Regions from separate parts of the Homo sapiens genome. Here region 1 is linked to region 2. Evidence: chromatin loops called from intact Hi-C (ENCODE). Cell type or tissue: Caco-2. All regions are shown on one strand.

Region 1 (2,500 bases), 300 kb before region 2:
ATAAAAAACTTACAAAGGGCCAGGTGTGGTGGCTCACACCTGTAATCCCAGCACTTTGGGAGGCCAAGGTGGGTGGATCACCTGAGGTCAGGAATTTGAGACCAGCCTGGCCAACATGGTAAAACTCACCTGTACTAAAAATATAAAAATTATCCAGGTGTGGTGGGGCACGCCTGCAATCCCAGCTACTTGGGAGGCTGAGGCAGGAGAATTGCTTGAACCCGAGAAGCGGAGGTTGCAGTGAGCTGAGATCATGCCACTGCACTCCAGCTTGGGCAACAGAGCAAGACTCCATCTCAAAAAAAAAGCAAACAACAACAACCAAAAAAACTCACAAAGAATTATGGGGGCCACTTGCACAGCTGACCATTTAAGCCCAGAAAACCTCCCACACAGAATAATTCTGCTTAAAACTTCTGGGAATGTGCTGCACAGCTCAGCTCTCACCTCGCAGCTGCTCGCTGTTTGCCATGGCTCTGTGTCCTCAGTCACATTTTCAGTGCTCCTCCCCTACTCCACACTCTGACGAAACTTCTGAACACTTACTACATGCCAGGCCCTGCGCTCAAGGCTTGACAGGCATTGTCTCACTGTCACAATTATCCTGGAAAATGAGGACCGTTGGCCCCATTTTACAGATGATGGAACTGAGGTTCAGAAAAGCAAAGCAGCCTGCCAAGAGTCAAATGACCAGCTGGGGTCCAGCTGCAGTTTCTGGAGGCAAAGCTCTTCCAGGCTGTGCTCACGTTCCACCCTGGCTGTGCTCACGTTCTCCACCCCCTCATCACCCCCACCCCCCACCCCCATTGGCTCAGTACCAGCCAGTGCCTACTCACCATGCTGGGTAACAAAACTGATGCAGGCATCCACGATGATGGGGATGTCACCCCGGCTCATCTGCTGCTCCTGCAGCCCTGTGCCGCCCCCACCAGCCGCGCCCCCAATGGCTGCGTTCCATGCCGTGAAGTCCAGCCGGCCCTCTCCTTGCAGATACAGGGTCCTGAGACCCCAGAGGCCTGAATCAGAGCCAGCTCCGACAGGCCCAGATGCATGGGGACCAGACTTCCCAGAGCCACCAGCAGAGGGCAGCAACACCCAACCCAAATCATCCTGGAGCAAGGGAAGAAACTTTGAGGAAGTGGGCAATGGCCCAGCAGGCCAGGTTGCAGAGTATGGGCTCTGCTCCAGGAAGGGGAGCCCCAGGTCAAGGGCAGGGGCAATTTACCTTCCTGTCTCCACCAGGACCAAATGCTCTTTCTTATCTGGGGTGTCAGCTGCAGAAACCACACCTGGGAGGAGAATCAGTGGACATTTTCATGATTATCGTCTTCATTATAGAGACTATTATTTATTAAATGCTTAACGTGCATAGATGCCAGGCTAGGAGCATTACAAAAAACGTTCAGTTGAATCCTATGAGTTATGTACTATTATTCCCATTTTATAGGTGACACATTAATCTCAGAAAGTTTAAGTAACTTGCCCCAGATTACTTGCTATAAAATGGCAAGGCTGAGCACAAACCCAGGTCTCTTGTTTCCAAAGTCCTAAAATATTATCTTACATTGTTCCTCTTTTAGGAGAAAGGAAAGCAGTGAGGGCACCCAGTCCCCTCTCCCAGGACCCAACCAGCAAGTGATTCCAAATAATAATAATATTTATAGACCGGGCGCAGTGGCTCACTCCTGTAATCCCAGCACTGTGGGAGGCCAAGGTGGGTGGATCACCTGAGGTCAGGAGTTCAAGACCAGCCTGGCCAACATGGTGAAACCCCTTCTCTACTAAAAATACAAAAATTAGCTGGGCGTGGTGGCGGACACCTGTAATCCCAGCTACTTGGGAGGCTGAGGCAGGAGAATTGCTTGAACCTGGGAGGCGGAGGTTGCAGTGAGTTGAGGAGTTGAGATCATGCCCTTGCACTCCAGCCTGGGGGACAGAGCGTGACTCTGTCTCCAAAAAAAAAAAAAAATAATAATAATAATAATAATAACAACATTTATTGAGCACTTAAAAAATGCTTGTCAGGCTCTGCGATACATGTTTTAGATGCATTACCCTATTTGAACCTCACTACAACCCTCTGAGGAAGGTGTTATTATTGTGCCCATTTTAAAGATGAGGAAACTAAGGCACAGAGAGGTTAAATAACTTGTCCAGGGATATACAGCTAGGAAGTGATGAAGGTGGGGTCTAAAGCTGGGCAGTTTCCCTTCAGAGCTTGTACCTGAAGCCACCATGTTCTGCTGTTTCCCATAAGAACCCCCAAATAATAAAGGTCTGCTTCCATGCACCCGCATGGCCACCCTTCATCCCTGTCCCCCCAAACCTCCCCGCTTACTGATCTCCTGTAGCCGCCGCAGATGCACCATGTCCTCAGGGGCTGGGGGGCCTGGGCCCGGCGCTGAGCACAGGAAGAGGTGGTCACCACGAAGGAGGCCAAACCCTGACAGCCAGAGACCAGGGGCCGGGGCTGTATGGGAGGGGGACCGCAGCCATAGGC
Region 2 (2,500 bases):
AGCCTTATACCCACTTCAAGGTTGATCCCTGAGGCTCATGAAGCATTTGAGGTGATGAGAATGAACGCCAGCTTCCCTAGATGGGTGTTTGCTACTAAGCCCTTGGGGCCAGAGATGCCATGTTTGGACCCAAGTGGCACTAGTCAGGGCTTATTGGCATGGAGGCCTGTGGTCATCAGGACTGGGGTGGCTAAGGGACAGTCACCTGCACTCCTTCCCTTTCTCTCTGGCTTTTCTTTCCCTTAACTCCATATCCCACTCCTGAGGTTTCCCAACTATTTCACTGAAACCCATTAAACCATAGCAAGGGGCCTGAATCCAGGGCCACCTCCTACAGCATGGCCCTGGAGACAGACAGGCCACTCACAAGCTCTGAGACACTGCACAAGGGACTTAACCTCTCCTAGCCTCTGTTTCCTTCTCTGAGGGCTGTCATCGATCTCACAAGGTGGGGTAAGGACTCAGCACAGGGCCTGGCTCAGAGAAAGCACTCAGCACATAAGGACTATGATTTTGCTGTTTATTATCTTCCAAGTTTTATGCCTCATACGCAAATGGCAAAGATGGCCTTGCATTTGTCCCTTCACTTTTTTCTTTGCCTCTTTGGCAGGAATCCCATTTCTCAGGTCTCCCTCAGCTTGGTGTGGGCAAGGTGCTGCCTAAGCTACTAGGAGCCCCTGGGAGCTCAGGGACACAAGGGTGCCCATTGCCCCCTGCTGGCAGCCCACGTGACAGTCTCACTATCCGCCCCGCAATCGTCCCCCTGTGTGCCTGACAGTGAACAAGGCAAGGGGCTGACAGTCGCAGGTGGGGGCAGGGAAAATGAAAGGCGAGAGGCCAGTAGAATGGCTCTGGAATCAGGCCTGGGGGTCCGGGAGGCTCCTCATGGAGGGCACACGCTGAATCCTGACGGACCTGGAGGAGTGAGCCCGAGGAAGTTGAATAGGCAGGAGACAGGCAAAGCTGGTGGCAGGGGCAAAATGGGCAAAGGCCCCGAAGTGGGCAGGCTGGCTCCTGGCTGTGCTGCAAGAGGGTCAGTGCAGTAGTGTAGGGAGGAAGGTTGGGCAGGGGACATAAGCAGGGGTCCTCAGATGATGCAGTGGCCTGGGTTCCCATGGCTAAGAATTTAGACCTTGTCCTGAAGGTCGTGGAGTGCTTTTGAAAAGCTCTACGCAGGATAATGAGAACAGCGACCACATGCCAGGCCTTGTCCTAAGTGCTTTACCTACATCCTCTCATGACGCACTCACAGCCATACCATCACATTGAAGATGCTGAGCACACAGCGTTAGGTAACTTGCCCAAGATCACACAGATGTGCCCTCCAGAAAGGCCTTTTGGCTGCACCCTGGAAAATGGCTTGGAAGGGAACAGAGAAGAGGGAGGGAGCCTAGTTGAGAGTAATGCAGGGGAGCTTTGATGCAGAAAACTCGTTTCCAGAGCGCCATCTGGTGGCCAAAGGCAGAGAAAACGGCACAGAGGCAGGGACCGGGGACAGCCACGAAAACAGGAAGTGGGTGCCTGGGGTTCATAAATATCCACAGCTCCAGCCCCGTGCTACACAGAAGAATACAACAGGAGAAGCTACTCACTGATGACAATAGTATCTCTTAATGGAAAACCTAACGTGGACCAAGGCCACAGAAGGAGTTATGGAATTCATGATAATTTTACTTGTGTTAACATTTATATTCTTCAGAGGACATTGTTTTATCTATATATATTTTACATGCAGTTATATATCTGTTGGGTGTGTGTGTGTGTGTGTCTGTGTTTTGACTGGGAATGTGAATGCAAAAAAATGATGCATAGGTCGCAAGAAAGTTTGAATTTAGATTTCATAGGTGGTTTTTATTGTTTGTTTTATTCACACTGGGGACATGAAGCTAAGATTACCCTTTGAGATTTCAAAGCTGGCAAACAAGGCCCCAGACTTTTTTAAGGTGATCACCTCTGGAAATGAGGTCCCCATTTAGCAATTTTCTCTCCTCCTTCTGGCTGCAGGGGTCAGCTGATCTTTAGCAGTCAAATGCCAAGGGGTGAATGGAGCTGTCACTAGAGTTCGTCTGGAAAGGCGACGTTTTCCTGAGTTTTGAAAATAGGTTTGAAGGAGTGGAGGTACTCTGAAATAGGTTTGAAACAATTGAGGACAGCCTCCCTTAAGTCCAAAATATTTTTTTTAAAAGGGCAGGATTAGGGTTTGTGCTTGAAGGCCTCACTAACCACCAAACTTGGGGTTGTTCACACTTGGGTTCTTAACCACAGGGAGGGCTGAGGGGTGAAGTGGGAAGGGTGGGGGTTCAGAGAATCTTCTTAAAACACCTGGAGTCCTAAGGAACCTTGAGGGGTCAGACTAGTAAGGTGTGACTCTGACCCTTGGAGGACTCCCAGGCCAGCTGAATGAAGGCTGAGATCACACCTCGCCCCTACGAATGTCCCGCTGGGCTGGCTGCCCCACTTCCAGGGCTCTGGTCTTCCAGGCTTTCTCCTCGTGAATCTC

Evidence for each region. A loop is a pair of places that touch in the nucleus more often than their neighbours do. Peaks named below come from ENCODE experiments on the same cell type or tissue, not always from the same donor. Only the 100,000 strongest peaks of a DNase experiment are listed, where the experiment ranks them.
Region 1: a loop joins it to region 2, with 10 times the contacts of the local background. A loop is called at or near these places in 24 of 110 quality-filtered maps.

What each region holds. Positions count from the first base shown.
Region 1 is chr5:141,664,086-141,666,585 of GRCh38, forward strand. It overlaps ARAP3 (ArfGAP with RhoGAP domain, ankyrin repeat and PH domain 3), which reads right to left. Exons shown (of 33, transcript NM_022481.6): 17 at 2,339-2,500; 18 at 1,226-1,289; 19 at 837-1,000. Among named protein-coding and RNA genes, the nearest start is that of FCHSD1, 14 kb to the left of the region's middle. RefSeq lists a silencer at 1,087-1,156. In Caco-2, a CTCF peak has its summit at 1,085 (motif pointing right); a DNase peak (open chromatin) is centred at 1,096.
Region 2 is chr5:141,959,456-141,961,955 of GRCh38, forward strand. It overlaps a transcript of RNF14 not described here. Among named protein-coding and RNA genes, the nearest start is that of PCDH12, 2.5 kb to the left of the region's middle. In Caco-2, CTCF peaks have their summits at 745 (motif pointing left) and 1,453 (motif pointing left); DNase peaks (open chromatin) are centred at 731 and 1,456.